Regions from separate parts of the Homo sapiens genome. Here region 1 is linked to region 2. A link is a loop called in an ENCODE intact Hi-C map of the cell type or tissue named here. Cell type or tissue: natural killer cell. All regions are shown on one strand. Links, peaks and the distances in the headings refer to the core of each region. The heading gives the core; the rest is flanking DNA.

Evidence for each region. Peaks named below come from ENCODE experiments on the same cell type or tissue, not always from the same donor. Only the 100,000 strongest peaks of a DNase experiment are listed, where the experiment ranks them.
Region 1: a loop joins it to region 2, with 12 times the contacts of the local background. A loop is called at or near these places in 11 of 110 quality-filtered maps.

Annotation. Positions count from the first base shown.
Region 1 is chr6:130,279,265-130,287,606 of GRCh38, forward strand. It overlaps a transcript of SAMD3 not described here. Among named protein-coding and RNA genes, the nearest start is that of SAMD3, 60 kb to the left of the region's middle. In natural killer cell, for the core only: CTCF peaks have their summits at 3,165 (motif pointing left) and 3,368; a DNase peak (open chromatin) is centred at 3,177.
Region 2 is chr6:130,143,914-130,152,255 of GRCh38, forward strand. SAMD3 (sterile alpha motif domain containing 3) reads right to left here. Exons shown (of 12, transcript NM_001017373.4): 10 at 2,097-2,268; 11 at 1,427-1,509; 12 at 402-891. The coding sequence ends at 607. Among named protein-coding and RNA genes, the nearest start is that of SAMD3, 75 kb to the right of the region's middle. In natural killer cell, for the core only: a CTCF peak has its summit at 4,412 (motif pointing right); a DNase peak (open chromatin) is centred at 4,468; H3K27ac peaks cover 437 bases.

The DNA of each region.
Region 1 (8,342 bases), core at 109-8,108, 140 kb after region 2:
GGGTCCCAGTGGGAGGTATGTGAATCATGGGGGCGGTTTTCCCCATGCAGTTCTCATGACAGTGAGTGAGTTCTCATGAGGTCTGATCGTTTTATAAGCATCTGGCATTTCCCCTGCTGGCACTCATTCTCTCTCCTGCCACCCTGTAAAGAGGTGCCTTCCTCCATGATTGTAAGTTTCCTGAGGCCTCCCCAGCCATATGGAACTGTGAATCAATTAAACCTTTTTTTTTTTTTTTTTTTGAGATGGAGTTTCACTCTTGTTGCTCAGGCTGGAGTGCAATGGTGCACTCTCACTGCAACCTCCACCTCCCAGGTTCAAGCGATTCTCCTGCCTCAGCCTCCCAAAAAGCTGGGATTACAGGCACCTGCCAGCAGGCCTGGCTAATTTTTGTACATTTAGTACAGACAGGGTTTCATCATGTTGGCCAGGCTGGTCTCAAACTCCTGACCTCAGGTGACCCACCCGCCTCGGCCTCCCAAAGTGATGGGATTACAGGTGTGAGCCACTGTGCCTGGCCTAAACCTCTTTTCTTTATAAATTACCCAGTCTTGGGTATGTCTTCATAGCATTGTGAGAAACGGACTAATACACCACCTGACATACAGTAGGAGCTAAATAAAAAGCAGTCTTTATTATTACCTAGTCTTTGAGCTGCACCTCCCAGGGACATTATCTTTGTCTTTCAAATTTTTATTTCTTTCTCCCCTTTGACTCTTATCTTCAGTTGCAAATAATAATTATCTTTCCTAAGTTAAAAATAAAAAACCACTCAAAACAAACTAAAACTTTGCTTTAGGCTATTTTTCCATTTCCCTCTTTCTTATCACCAAACTCAAATGTTTTCTGTTGTGTTGTTTTTCACTAGCTACTTCTACTTTTAAAAGTTCCCATTCACTGCTTGGCTCATCATAATCTTTGTTTTCCTATTTACTGAAGCTATTCTCTTGCAGCTTATAACCAGCCTCCTAATCACGAAGTTATTAAACTGCACAAGCGTTTCACCTTGCAGGTCTTTCTTGTGGTTTGACATTTAATTATTTTTTTGCCCTTGATAATGGCATGTAATGACATACCTCTTACCCTTCTCACCATTCCCAAACCTTCTTCCTGGTTCAATTTATTTTCCTGTCCCCTCCGGCAGGATCTGCAGAAGGTTCATTTTTTGGCCCTCTTCTCTTCTCTCACATGCCTCCCCGTGGCACTCACATTCCCTCCCAAAGCTTGAAAATATCACCTTTAGACAGGCATCTTCTATGTCTAGCCTCTCCTCTGAACTCTCTTCTAGCTTCCCAATTGCCTAATCAAAATTTCTCAGACTTTTTGTTCCTGCACTCAAATTTACTGTGTCCCACTTGGATTCTGTACCCATTTGGCCATTGTTCATGGTTCTATTTCAGCATGTACACATAGAATCCCATATTATAGTTATTTGGAACATTACATTGCAGTCGTAAACTCCTTGGGACAGGAGTTATCTAAAGATAGTCTTTATCTTCTTGCCTTCCCTCTTTATTTTCATATTAAAATTTAGTAATCATCTATATCACCATCAGGATAATTATAATATGCTAATTATGATATGTGTAATATATACTTCAAAATAAATGTTCACATTAAAAATGTGACACAGTAGTTCTCTGATACCCTCAGGGGATACATTCCAAGACCTCCAGTGGATGCCTGAAACCATGGATAGTATTGAACTTTCTATATACTATGTTTCTTTCCTACACATATGTGCCTATAATAAAGTCTAATTTATAAATTAGGCATACTAAGAGATTAACAACAATAGCTAATAATAAAATAGAACAATTACAACAACATACTGTAATGCAAATTATGTGAATGTGTCTCTCTCTATCTCTCTCTTTCAAAATATCCCATTGTACTGTCCTCCCCTATTTTGGATTGTGGCTAATGACAGGTAACTGAAATTATGGAAAGCAATACTGTGTATAAGGGAAAACTACTGGTTAGTGTGATTGAGCATAGTTGGAATCACCACACTTCAAACTGTTAGAGAAATGAAAAGTCTCTTGCTTACTGATTTTATAGTATAAAGTTATTATTTCCTCTTTATTTACATTTCAGGGCCATCAGATGTGCACCACTGGGGATGTTAAATTAGGGTTAGAGGTGCACCATTGCCAAGATGGGGAAGACAGAGCCCACATTTTCCAAAAGAACTTGAAAGCTTGTGAATGAATGCAATGTCCTCTTATCTCCCTGCATCTGTTCTTCATTTTTCCACTCTCTCTATAGAGGAAATCTAATCATGTCACTCTTCTGCTTGAAATCCTTCAAGAGCTTTCAATGGCCTTTAGGATAAAATATAAGCTTCTTACAATGGAATTAAAATGTATTTCAGCTGGGTATGGTGGCTCACACCTATAATCCCAGCACTTTGGGAGGCCAAGGCAGGAGGATCGCCTGAGGTCAGGAGTTTGAGACCAGCCTGGGCAACATGGAGAAACCATGTCTCTACTAAAAATAAAAAAATTGGCCAGTGCCACTTGTCTGTAGTTCCAGGTACTTAGGAGGCTGAGGCGGGAGAATCACTTGAAGTCAGGAGGTGGAGGTTGCAGTGAGCCGAGATCGTGTCACTGCACTCCTTGACTCCTTAACATTTCCCCATGTTAAGCTTATGCGCCAGTGGAATAGACCTACTCACAGATCTTCAAATAATCCATGTTTTCTTAAACTTTTCAGCATTTGCACATGCCATACTCTGCCTAGAACAGATATCCTCTGCCTCTGTAGTAAATTCTTCTTCCTTCAAGACATGACAGAGCTACTCAGGAAAGTCTTACCTGGCTGAGGCCTTGCTTTACTTACTTAACATATTCACACAAGCCACACACACACGCACACACACAAGCACACACGCACACGTGCAGGGAGATGGGGGGTAGAGAGAGAAAGAGAGAGAGAAAGATTTGGCCTTACTCTTTGCATTAAATTGGCTTCCATAACTAGGGAAATGGCCTTGTGTTCTAGTCCTAAAGAGATGGTAGTCTTAAGGAGATAACAAACAGAGGAAAACAAGAAGCAGAAAATTCTACTACCAACACCTATGAAATACATGTTATATATATTATATACATAGGCAAGTATAAATGCATAGTTGATCATACAAGGAAGAATAGAGCCTCCCCTGGTGGCAAACTGAAGTGTGTGAAAACATGAGCTGTTGTGACTGCCCTGAAGTAGTCTTGGTCTCAATAGTACAGAGGCTTAGAGTTTAAAATCCTCATGGGAACAGAAACTGAAGCTTTGTATTCAAAACAAGAGGGGGATTGAAATGGAGACCACTGAATAAATATGGGACTTTCAAAAGTACTGGACTTCAGGGAAACCCTCAGAGAAAGAGTGTTCTAAGAAAAAAAAAATCTACTCACTGGTACAGAGAAGACAAGGACGCTAAAAGTAACAGCTGAAACAAAAGAGAATTTTCTGAGAATTCAAATTCCAAACTTGTGTTTCATGCAGGCTCAAGATTCAAAATAATAACTTCTCACAAAGTCTGGAAACCTTGAAAGAAAGAGATTGGTATAAAAATTGGACCCAGCAGGGTGATTCTCTTGGGGCATGTAAAAGAAGCAAATATAAAACTTTCAGGGAGGCATGCCCTCAACAGATGCTATTCAGCAACAATTTATAAGTCAACAGACACAGCAATGGGGATAATCGGAACCCCAAGAATTTCAGCTCCTAGGGCACTGGTCGAGATTATAAAATTGGTTTGTCCTAAATGAATAAAAAATAAAATGTGGAATTTAAATCCTAAGGAAAAAAAGGCACTACAAAAAACGGCACATTTGAAAAAGAATGAAATATAATTTCTAGAAATAAAAAAGTCAATAGACTAAACTGAAAGTAATATACAACTAAAGGACTTGCAAACAGAGTTGGAATGAAGACTATTACTCAGAATATAGCACTGAGAGATAAAGAATTAGAAAACAGGTAGGAGAAATTAACAGATATGAAGGTTAGAATGAGAGCCACAGTCAGGTAGGAGTTGTAGAAGGTGGTGTTTGAGAGAAGAGGGAGAAGTAATATGTTGAGGTAATGGCTGAGAGTTTTCCAGAATGTATGAAATATATGAATCCTTAGATTAAGGCAACATTATAAGTCATGAGCAGGCTAAATAAAAATAAATCACACATAGAGCCTTATAGTAAAACCATCAAATACCAAAGACAAAAAGAGGATCTAGAAGGCAATCAGCGAGAAAATACAGATTACCTAAAAAGAAACAAAAATTATGCTGTCACATGCTTTTAATAGCAAGAAAAAAGGCTAAAGAGAAACGGTATATTGTATTGCCTTTCTTCAAATTACTAAGAGAAAATAATTGTTAATCTAGAATAAATTATACAAACTGTCATTTGGGAAGGAGAGTTAAAAATAATTTTTTGACAAAATTAAGAGTATTTACCACTTTCAGATCTATGATGAATAACGACTTTTAAAGGATATAAGTAAGGAAAAAGCCAGAAAGAATAGGCTTCAAGTAATGATGGTAAGCAAAGAAACTAGTAAACATGTGGGTCAATATAAAGAAGGATTGTTATTATTATTTTTTTGAGAGAGGGTCTTGCTCTGTCACCCAGCCTGGAGTGCAGTGGCGCTATCCTGGCTCACCACAACCTCTGCCTCCCAGGTTCCAGTGATTCTCCTTCCTCAGCCTCCCAAGTAGCTGTGATTTCCATGTGATAAGAGGCGTGTGCCATCACGCCAGGCTAATTCTTGTCTTTTTAGTAGAGACCCGGTTTTACCATGTTGGCCAGGCTGGTCTTGAACTCCTGACTTCAAGTGATTTGCCCACTTCAGCCTCCCAAAGTGTTGGGATTATAGGCGTGAGCCACCATGCCCGGCCTAAGAAGCATTTCTTACACAGAACAGTAATGATAATGGTTATTAATTTTGGTAATAATATCAAGATATAATAAAATTCCAAACATCTCTAACACTTAATAAGAAGATGAGTAATTTTTATTAGAAGAAGGTTAGAATTATTGATTTCAATTTTAGTTCCTGTTTAATCAAGTATATATGTTAGCAATTTCAACATAATCACTTAAAAACAGAAACTGATCATATAATATCTAAATAACTAGAGAATAACAAGGATTAAAGATAACTTAGTTAATCTTATAGAAGGCAGGAAAAGATAAAAAATCATTTTAAAGAGAAATCTGAAAAAGAGAGAGAGAGGGAGAGAGAAAGAGAAGATAGATATAAATCCAAATATTTCAGCAATCAAAAGAATGTCATATGAGCAAAATTCTCCAGTTAAAGGAGCAAGGCCATAAATTGGGTGGTAAGTATTCAATAAAATTGTCTTTATAAGGGAACATAAACATAAATATCATGGCATAAAATGACTTAAAGTAAAAGGATGAGAAAAAGTTGACCAGGTAAATAATCAAAATTAGGCTAGTGTATCTATATTAACATAAAGAATGCACTCGGAGAGGGATAGCATTATTAGGGATGAAGATGGTTACTACGCGTTGATAAAAGATTCAAGTCACAAGGAAGTAATAACATTTCAAAATATATATGCCTCCAACAACATATATAGAGAACATTTTATACAATAAGAAGGAGAAATAGGTAAACCCACAGTTCTATGGGGGAGATAAATGCTTGTTCCATAATAGTAGAGTAAGCAGACATGTAAAATTCTTTATTTGCATCTCTGTTTGTAATAGCAAAGAGTAGAAACAACTGTCCCAAGTCAAGGAAGTAGATAGCTAAACTGAGACTGATTTATACATTCAGTTAGTATTCAATGGTTAAAAATGGACTAGATCTCATGGATAAGATGGATAATTCCATCTGATCATTCCATAATACTGAATGACAAAAGAGTTGCAAAACGTTATATATAGTAGACACCAAGTGGAGATATGAATTGGATATATAAACATGGAGCTTGAAGAGATGTGGGCTGAAAGATACATTTGGCAGTTATCTGAATACATTTTTTGAAAGCATGAGTATTCACAGTCATCAAGGAGAGTTAGTAGTGAAGAAAACCCAATTTAGAACCCTGGGATTTCCAACAATTACAGATCAAATTGAGAGAAAGAGAATCAAGCAAATAAAATCCAGAAAAGCAGCCTCACTAGTAAAGAGAGAGAGAGGGAAGTAAGGAGAGCTCTCATGTTGCTTGTCTTCACTGATTCCTACTTTAAATGTGTTCATGAGAGGTCATGATGCCCAAAGCTATGTCAGCCAGTTGGAAGCATGAGGGTGCACGGTTGAGGATAAAAAGCCAATATGCTAAGGGTGGAGGATGAGGAGAGAAAAAACATGACATTATAGAGCCAACTAATCCAGAAACTCACTATATCTATAATTCTGTTATATGCGATAAGCATGTATTTTGTAATGTCATTGCTAGTTGTATTTTCTGTTACTTGAAGCCAATAGCATCTTATTATGCCCAGTGACAATTTTAAAAGTCCATCTTATTCCCAGTTAAAGGAAATGTGTGTTGAATAAATGGCACTAGTGTTTCACTGGGGTTGCAAAGATAACTAAGACAAGTCCCAGCCCAAGATTTCATAGTTTAGGAGAGAGAAATTTACATTTAAAGCCATAAGAGATGGTAGGACCTTGAAGACTTTTGATCACGGATATGAGATAATAAAGGCAGTGCTTTAGAAACACTAGTTTGTTGTCATAATAAAAATGATTATGCACCTTGGGTACATATATCTGTCTATTTAGCATATTTTATTTTATTTGAACCTTATAACAAATCAATCAGGAAGGTATTGCCCATGTTTTATAAATGAAGAAATAGGTTTATGAACTGAAATAATTTGCTTAGGATCAGATAGTGATAAGATTGAAACTAAGTTTGTTTAGCACCAGAAGCCAGGCTCTTACCTGCTTTCTTCCATGCTATGCCGTGCCTCCTGTGGCACCATCTGCCTTTATCTCACACACTTCATTGACCCAACACAGGATGGCCAGAAGGGAGGAAAAGTGAGCATCAAGGAAACCAATTAAGGTAGGAGAGAGGCAGTGTAGCAAGGGAAAAGGAAAGATCAAGATGGTAGGCATTTCTGAGAGGAAGAGTGAGCCTTAATGACAGACTGGAGACATGGGATGAAGAATGCTGAAGCTTCAAAGGGATGTCAAGGTTACGGCACAGTTCCTTTCTTTTGAAAGAACACTTGGTATTTATTGCCTCCGTTCCTTCATGTGCTTTTAACATATGATCATCTAGTTTTTGCTTCAAATTTTCTCTCTTTTTTTGTGGAAACTGTTCTCTAGGTATGTACCCTTGGCCTACTCATTGAAAATTACATAGATATAGATATCCATATATTTTTTCTATTCTCCCGATGCTTCTGTATTTTCTTTAAATTTTCTCCTTCATTGGCTTCTCCAAAATTAATTTATCCCTAGAGAAGCTCATTCTTTATTTATTTGTTTTGAGATAGAGTCTTGCTCTGTCGCCCAGGCTGGAGTGCAGCGGTAAGATCTCTGCTCATTGCAACCTCCACCTCTCAGGCTCAAGTGATTCTCCTGCCTCAGCCTCCTGAGTAGCTGACTAGAGGTGCACACAACCACGCCTGGCTAATTTTTGTATTTTTAGTACAGACGGGGTTTCACCATGCTGCCCAGACTGGTCTCAAACTCCTGACCTCAAAGAATCTGCCTGCCTCGGCCTCCCAAAGTGCTGGCATTACAGGCATGAGCCACTGTGCCTAGCCTTGTTCTATCTTTCAAAATCTCTCCTTCCCCTAAACATTTGCCTACCTCCAGAATTACTTTGGATGCCACATTTCTTACCTATCGTTTTGCTTGGCTCCAGTTTTTTTCTTCTGTCTTCTAAATGAGCATATATGGTATGTACTTTGCTGTAATGATCTTTACCTAAGTTTAGTCTCCTCCTAGAAATCTTCCAAACAATTCTCATCCTTTGACACGCCATACTTCTTTCTGCCTTGTTGCTTATAACAATCACATAACATTTTATACATATGCTTATTTGTACCAATATATGCCTTGTTTAAGGAGTAATTTTCATGTATCTTGATAGTCCCCATAGTGCCTAGCATTCTTGCATTTAGTAGACAATTATTCATTCATTTCTTTATTCCTTCAACAAATACTTGAATGGGAGGAACAAAAAGGGGAAAAGCAGAATAAATAACTATAAAAAGTGTGAAACAGGAAAAAGAAATAAGGTGTTAATTTGAGGAAGATTTGAAAACCTGTATTCTATTTTATTTTATCTTTTTTAACCTGATAGCCTTGGACTTGTTTAAAATCCAATGAGAGGTAGAACACACAAGGGAGAGAAGTAA
Region 2 (8,342 bases), core at 104-8,103:
CAGATGAACACAGGTCACAGACATCAGGACCTGTACCAGCAAGATCAGCCAGCAATGAGGAGACCTCAAAAATGCCGCAGCCCTTATTCTCAACAAGCGATTAAAGACAACCAGATCTCCTGGGGCAAGGCAGATCCCCTGAGGGAGAGAAGAGTATGTGTCCCTTCTTGAAATGTTCAATGCAAGTTCAAAATGTTCCCAAGTGATGTTCAGACCAAAGAGACAGCCCACAGGCCATAAATGTGCAGCTCCTGTGCATTAAGTGGGCATGCTGAATTCAGTCCAAGGCCATTCTCTAACCTGAAGGATTTGAGTACAGTGTATTTCAAAAAAACTGAGGCACCTCTGAAAATATAACTTAACTGCGGAATTTCTAAAAACTCAAAATAAATCGACAGCTCTTTAATGAAGTAGAATTTTATTACAGAATTTCACAAAGAACTTAATATCTAAGTGTAAAGATAGAAAGCATTGAAATTCATTAGCATCTATAAATACAAGATGATTTTCTCATACCTACCTCTACCACAACCCTAAATCAAAACAATTTCTTATGAAGCTTCAGTTTTCCCAGAGGTAAATTCCAGTACAATATTTGGCATGCTATTAAGTGAGTGGGTGCTGAAATCCTACTTCGTTTTCCTTTTCTTTCAAAGAAGGAAAATAAGGACTGTGCATATCGAAAATCAGCGTTTCTAGGAAGTTGAAAGTTTGGGACAGTCTTCTTGGACACTCAATCCTAAATACATGAAAGGCAGCTACTAGCGCAGCCAAGGCTGTAACACAGTCGTCCACCTTTGTGAGCCTCTCCCTTTCTAAATATAAAGAAAATTCGCAGACCTCCATGTTGAAAGGGTTTTTAACTTCCAACACAGGTGTGGACACTTGCACCTGAAAAAAAGAGTGGAGTCATTACCATGATACGTAAAATAGCTAAATAATAAAACATCTGAACTTAATCATGGTATTACAATAAATCAGCTTGTTGCAATGTAGCATATTTGTAAATATGACAAACATACTTCAAAATAGACCACCAACTTTGCTTTTAAATAAGTTATCGCGGTTGGGCTCAGTAGCTCATGCCTGTAATCCCAGCACTTTGGGAGGCCAAGGCAGGTGGATCACCTGAGGTCAGGAGTTCCAGACCAGCCTGACCAACACCGTGAAACCCCGTCTCTACTAAAATACAAAAATTAGCTGGGCGTGGTGGTGCATGCCTATAATCCCAGCTACTTGGGAGGCTGAGGCACGAGAATCGCTTGAACCAGGAGGTGGAGGCTGCAGTGAGCCAAGATCACGCCATTGTACTCCAGCCTGGGCAAAAGAGTGAGACTCCATCTCAAAAATATAAGTAAATAAATAATATAAATAATCGCATGAAGATGTAAAATGTCAAACTAGTGGCCATTCACATACTACATACCTGTTCATTCATGATGACAAAAAGGCTGGGATCATCCCCAAAAACATCTGGGAGGAGTAAACATGTGGCTGTCATCTTCATGTCTGTCAAAGCAAATATGTTAACATGTGAAGTAAAAATAAGCTTTTAGCAATTGTAAGCTAAGCTAGTATTGAAACATCTGGATTTTTTGTTACCTTGGACAGAAAACAAACTAGCCTTCTTAGATCAATGTTTCACACCTTTTTAAACCATACCCTCTTCTAATAAAACATTCAAAATCTCGTATCTGCCCTCCAGAGCACTTCCAGAAGACAAGAGTTCTGTACTGTCTGTCCATCAGCCAGGAAGAATTTATGCTGCCCCTTGTGATTTGTATTGTAAAATTAACTGGTTACTAGTTCCCTAAATATAATTTTACAATATCCAGTATACTTTTAAAATCTATACCTCTCCTCCTCCTCTAATTGGAAAAATTCTTTTTTTTCCCCACCAGTTGTTTCACTTATTACTTAAATATTGAAAATTATTATTAAATATATTTTAGTAATGTAAATTTTTAATTTTTAAATATATTTTTAAAACTCAATAAATGTAAACTACTGAATTTTACTGACTACCAAAGCATAACTTTTCTAGATATTCTGATAAATAACAGATGAAATCACACCACTCCATAAGGTTTACTAACATTTCAACATGTCTTCATCTGTGTAATGTTTCATTTTTTCTTGCAATACAATATTGATTGGATTGTCCACCACTGAAAAAGAAGTCAGTATATTTTCTGAATAGGATTCCAAAATGTGCCTTGTTTTCTTATAAATATCTGTTCTTGTAAGAAGTTGGAATTCTCTGAACATCTGACAAAAGAAGAAAGCAATGGATACATCAGATCACAAGAAAAGCTAATATATAGAATGTAAAGACATAAAACCTTTAGAATTAAGCTTTGAATGCTGGTTTACACTAAGTACTCAATATTTTAGAAGTTTTAGTGGAGAATTAAAGCCTTAGGATGAGGGAGGAGAAAAGAATGAAAGCCTGAAATGAATTTGAAATGATAAATAATGGGCATGGCAAATTTCTAAACCTACAGAACTAAAACTTTGGATGCAGACTCAACTAAATGAGGATTCAAAGGGTGTATGCATATGCAGGCTATTTGGGTTACCCAGCTAAGGTTCTAAGATCTTACATTTCTTTAGGTGACTACATTGTTATGTCTTGTTCAACAAGCAGCAAAGAACAAAACTGTTAGATTTTAGGAAGCAAGCCCTGACAAATACTTAACCATAGTATCCTAAATTTAGGTAAAGGAGAGTGCTTTAGAAACTAAGAGTAGACAGAGGTAAACAGTGAAAAACGATATATGGCTGGGCACGGTGGCTCATGATTATAATCCCAGCATTTTGGGAGGCCAGGGCAGGAGGATCACTTGAGCCCAGGAGTTTGAGACCAGCCTGGGCAACACAGAAAAACCCTGTCTCTACAAAACACAAAAATTAGCTGGGCATGGCAACATACGTGTATAGTCTCAGCTACTCAGGAGGCTGAGGTGGGAAGATTGCCTTAGCCCGGGGAGATCGAGACTGCAGTGAACCGAGACTGTGCCACTGCACTCCAGCCTGGGCAACGTAGTGAGACCCTGTCTCAAAAGAAAAGAAAGAAAAAGAAACAATGTATGTGCAGATTTGACTACAAGTTCAAAGCAAAACCAGTTTACTTTATGGAAGTCCCTTTCCTCAAACTACCCCATCCTACCACTGCCTGAACTCTTCCCCCTCAGAGGATTCCACCACCACTCCCCCTCCTGTTTTTGACAGTGGCATTATCAGATTATTAGCCACCCACACTCCAGTGAATTAATTTAGTCATTGCTTTTCCTAAAACTATAAAGAACAATCACATACTACCCACTGGGCCTCATTGTTCCTTGAATGTTTTGGTAGATCATAAATTGCCTAGAGATTAGGTCTGAAAGTTAAGTTGTCAGAAAGCTGGAATGCATAAGGCATAGTGGCTTTGTTACCAGGCAACCCACAGTGGACCACTAATCTAGATTAATACCGTTAGAAAACCGTTTTCTCAGCAGGAAGATGTGAAGGGAAGGATGAAGGAGGTGAATACGCCACTGTTCTGGGCTCATAGCCTAAGAATTTCTTTTCTGACTTTTTATGTTTTGAAATAATTTCAAGTTTGCATTAAAGTTGCAGAAATAGTAAACAGAACTTACAAGTGCCCTCTGTGCAGCTTCCCCCAATTTCTGATCCAGTTGAAAATGAGCTGTAGATACAATGCCCCACTATTCCTTAATACCTCATTGTGTATTTCCTAAGTACAAGAGCACCCAAATTCAGGAAAATCTACTACACATTCCATTCAAATTTGCCAGTTGTTCCAGTCATATTCTTAACAGGCCCAGGATCTAATCCAGGATCCCATATGAGATTTAGATACCACGCCTCTCTAGTCTCCAGTCTGAAACAACTTGTTAGTTTCCTTGACGGTTTCTGAAAAGTGGAGGCCAGTTACTTTGTAGAACATTTCTCCTTGGAAGTTTTATGATATTTCAAGATTTATGCATTTCTGGCAAGAATATTAGCATTTCTCACTGTGTCCGGAAGCACAAAATGGTAACTGGTCCCAGTATTGGAGATAATTTTTATTACTTGATTAGAAATGGAATTCACCAGGTTTTTCCACGTAAAATTAATATATGTTGTATTTTATGAGGAGATACCTTGAGTTTATGTCAATATCTTGTTCCTTGTATAACTTTGATCCATCAGATTCCACATCCATTAATGATTCTTGCCTGAATCAAGTACTACTACAATAGTTGCCAAATGGTGACTTTTCTAATTCCTTTCTTTCTACATGGATTAGTTGGCTTTCTATTTTAAGATAGTTTCTTTTCTTCCACATATATTTACTTACTTATTTCTATCACTACAGGTTAATCAATTCCCATTTTACCCAAACGGTTACAAATCTGATCCTTTCATTATTTATAGAATTGCTCGAATTGCCCAGACTTGGCCAGTAGGAGTCGCTTCAAACAGACTGCCGTGCCCTCTTGGCATGTCCTTATTAGTGTGCAAGCACTTCCTTCATTTCTGGCATTACACAGTATTTCAGACTCGTCTTGACTCGTCTTGGTTTGTTGTTGTTGTTTTCATTTTTGTTTTGCCCCCAACCCTGTAGTGAGCTATTTCTCCACGAACCCTAATTCCTTTTCATGAAGAATGGCTTTAAAAACTAAGATTTCAGGCCAGGCACTGTGGCTCATGCCTATAATCCTAGCACTTTGGGAGGCCAGGGCAGAAGGATCATTTGAGCCCAGGAGTTTGAGACCAGCCTGAGCAACATGGCGAAATCTGTCTCTACAAAAAATACAAAAATTTGCCAGGTATGGTGGCACATGCCTGTAGTCCCAGATACTCAGGAGGCTGAGGTAGAAGGATCACCTGAGCCCTGGGAGGCCAAGGCTGCAGTGAGCCATGATCATGACACTCCAGCCTGGACAACAGAGAGACTTTCTCAAAAAAAACCCAACCAAAAAAAACCAAGATTTCAGCCCTGGTGTGCAACTTGCTACGGAGATGTTATTGCTTTAGACTTTCTCATAGAAGAAATCTAGGAAATGTTTGAATTTACATAAACAAAGGCACCCGTTGATCCAGAAACACCAATAACTATATATGTAAATATTAAATAGCCATACATAAAGACTAAAACCATGAATTCACATTGATACTTTCAATTCCAAACCAATACCACAGGGCTTTTCCTAACCTTCCCCTTCCCAAGCTTCTAACTCTCTTCAACAGTGAGATTCCTGGCTCCCATTATATCTCAGTGTATTTACTTATGAGCACTAACATCTGTGTAGCCAAGCTCCCAGCTGTGAATGGTCAGCCACAGGAAAGCCTCCAACACTTATACACTGCTAGTGGGAATGTAAATTAGTTCAGCCACTGTGGAAAGCCGTTTGGAGATTTCTCAAAGAACTTAAAACAGAGCTACCATTTGACCCAACAATCCCATTACTGGGTATATACCCAAAGGAATATAAAGAAAGACGCATGCACACATATATTCATTGCAGCACTATTCACAATAGCAATAACATGGAATCCACCTAGATGCCCATCAATAGCAGACTGGATAAAGAAAATGTACATGTACACCATGGAATACTACATAGCCATAAAAAAGAATGAAATCATGTCCTTTGCAGCAACATAGGTGTAGCTGGAGGCCATTGTTCTAAGCAAATTAATGCAGGACTAGAAAACCAGATACTGCATGTTCTTTCTTATAAGTGGGAGCTAACCACTGAGTACACATGGACACAAAGAAGGGAACAATAGACCCCGGAGTCCACTTGAGATTAGAGGGTGGGTGGAAGGTGAGGATCGAAAAACTACCTATCGGGTATTATGCCCGCTACCTGGGTGATGAAATAACCTGTACACCAAACCCCCACGACATGCAATCTACTTATATAACAAACCTGCACGACGTATCCCCTGCTGAACCTAAAAGTTGGAACAAAAAGAAAGCCCCCCTTTTCACAACCCCAGATTATGTCCTACAAATTAATCATCTTAATCCTTTTTCTTTCTGTTACTCAGACTGGATAATTTCTATTAATCTATCTGCAGATTCACAGCTCCTTTCTTTTCATTTTCCAATATGCTTTTAAGCCTACGCACATGGTGATGTTTTCATTTCAGATAACTGTTCTTTTCAGCTCTGAATTTCAATTTGGTTCATGTGTGTGTGTGTGCGCGCGTGTGTGTGTGCGTGTATTTCATTTCTCTGCTGAGATTCCCTATGGTGATGATACATGGAATTTACTGGTCTTATCCTGTTCCCCACCGTCCTGTCCTGAAGCAGCTGGCTTGCCAGACTGGTGGAGTGGCCTGTTGAAGACTCAGTTACAGCACCAGCTAGGTGGCAATACCTTGTGGGGCTGGGACAAGGTTCTCCCAGGCTGTATAAGCTCTGAATCAGCATCCAGCATACAGTGCAGTTTCTTCCATAGCCAGAATTCATGGGTCCAGGAACCAAGAGTTGGAAATGGGAATGGCGCCGCTCACTGTAACCTCTAGTGATCCACTAGTGGGGAGTCTGGATTAAATTATGTTCCTTTAAAGGGTGTTAAATTTTGTTCTGATAGGCAGATAAATTATGGTGGATCTTCTGGTCCTGTCAGACTTGATTTTATCATTTCTTTCGGCAATTCTGTTTTGTTGTTTGTCCTTAGTCCTAGCTAAGGTCCTGGCTCAAACTTAGGCATGGTTCTCACTCATGAGGCATTGTTTTCTGGAGTCTCAGATGAATGCTGAGGTGTTCTGCAGGGTCTCTACACACTGGGCCAGAATTCTTTTTTTTTTTTTTTTGAGACAGAATCTCACTCCATCGCCCAGGCTGGAGTCCAGTGGCACAATCTCGGCTCACTATAGCCTCTGCCTTCCAGGTTCAAGCCATTCTCCTGCCTCAGCCTCCTGAGTAGCTGGGATTACAGGTGTGTGCCACCACACCCGGCTAATTTTTGTATTTTTAGTAGAGACAGGGTTTCACCATGTTGGCCAGGCTGGTCTCGAACTCCCGACCTCAAGTGATCTGCCTGCCTCAGCCTCCCAAAGTGTTGGGATTACAGGCGTGAGCCACCACACCTAGCCTGAATTCTTATTAGCAACACTGTGTGAAGTCTCGGCTCTCAGCCAAGGATCCCCAGGGGATCCGTGTGTAGACTTCGGCCCAGCCCACTTTCCTCCAGTGCCTGTCCTACAAAGGCCAGCTGCTTCATCATTCCTCAACTTTAATCTCTTCCTGTGCAGCTCCATGAGACCTCCGCATGCTGCTTGCCTCCCACCATTCTGTACAGTGAGCTAGAAAGTAACCCATGCACAAAACTGAGGCACATCTTATGTCTTTCCGTTACCAAGGATCAGGGTCCTGCATTGCCTGTACCTTAATGCCTGAGTGCAGTTGCCTCATACATATTTTTTTTTTCCAGCTTTATCCATGTTAACAGTGGGAAGACTAGACCAGTACCAGTTACTCCATTTGGGCCAAAACCAAACTCAAATTCTTTATTTTTTAAATTTATTTATTTATTTATTTTTAACACGGAGTTTCACTCTTGTTGCCCAGACTGGAGTGCAGTGGCGCAATCTCGGCTCACCGCACCCTCCGTCTCCCAGGTTCAAGCGATTCTCCTGCCTCAGCCTCCTTAGTAGCTGGGATTACAGGCATGTGCCACCACGCCCGGCTAATTTTGTATTTTTAGTAGAGACAGTGTTTCTCCACGTTGGTCAGCCTTGTCTCGAACTCCTGACCTCAGGTGATCTGCCCGCCTCGGCCTCCCAAAGTGCTGGGATTACAGGCATGAGCCACCATGCCTGGCCGATTTTTTTAATTTTTTGAGACTTTATTAGCTGGCGATTCTCACGTACTTCACTTAAAGAGATGATGATTGAAATTGTTTCTCAGGAAGGCAGAAACTATGGCATCTGAAAGGATTTTTTGGAAAATTTGGGGAAGGGTTTCAGTTTGTGTTTGGTATTTTCCTTCTCAACTCCCTCCTACTTGTCTTGTGCAACATCCAGTAGATCCCAGTAACACATTCCTAGTTGATAATATTTTAGATAATCTAATAAAGTAAATGGTTACATTCTGAATTTTTAAATGCCTTGTTGAAAGAAAGTTTTTTGAGGAAGGAGGTTAATGAGCATGGAGGTGATGGGGGGTCAGTGTTAACAGCCAGGACCACCGCCCACCCCGGCTGCTGCTGTTCTGCCACCCTGTCTCCACCAGCTCCCTAAGCACTCAGTGTTTTCACAATGGCAGGAGCAACAGGCGGTGGGGGTGGTTTGGTGCAGGGACAACTGTCCTCTTACGGGATCATTTGTTAACTAGGTAT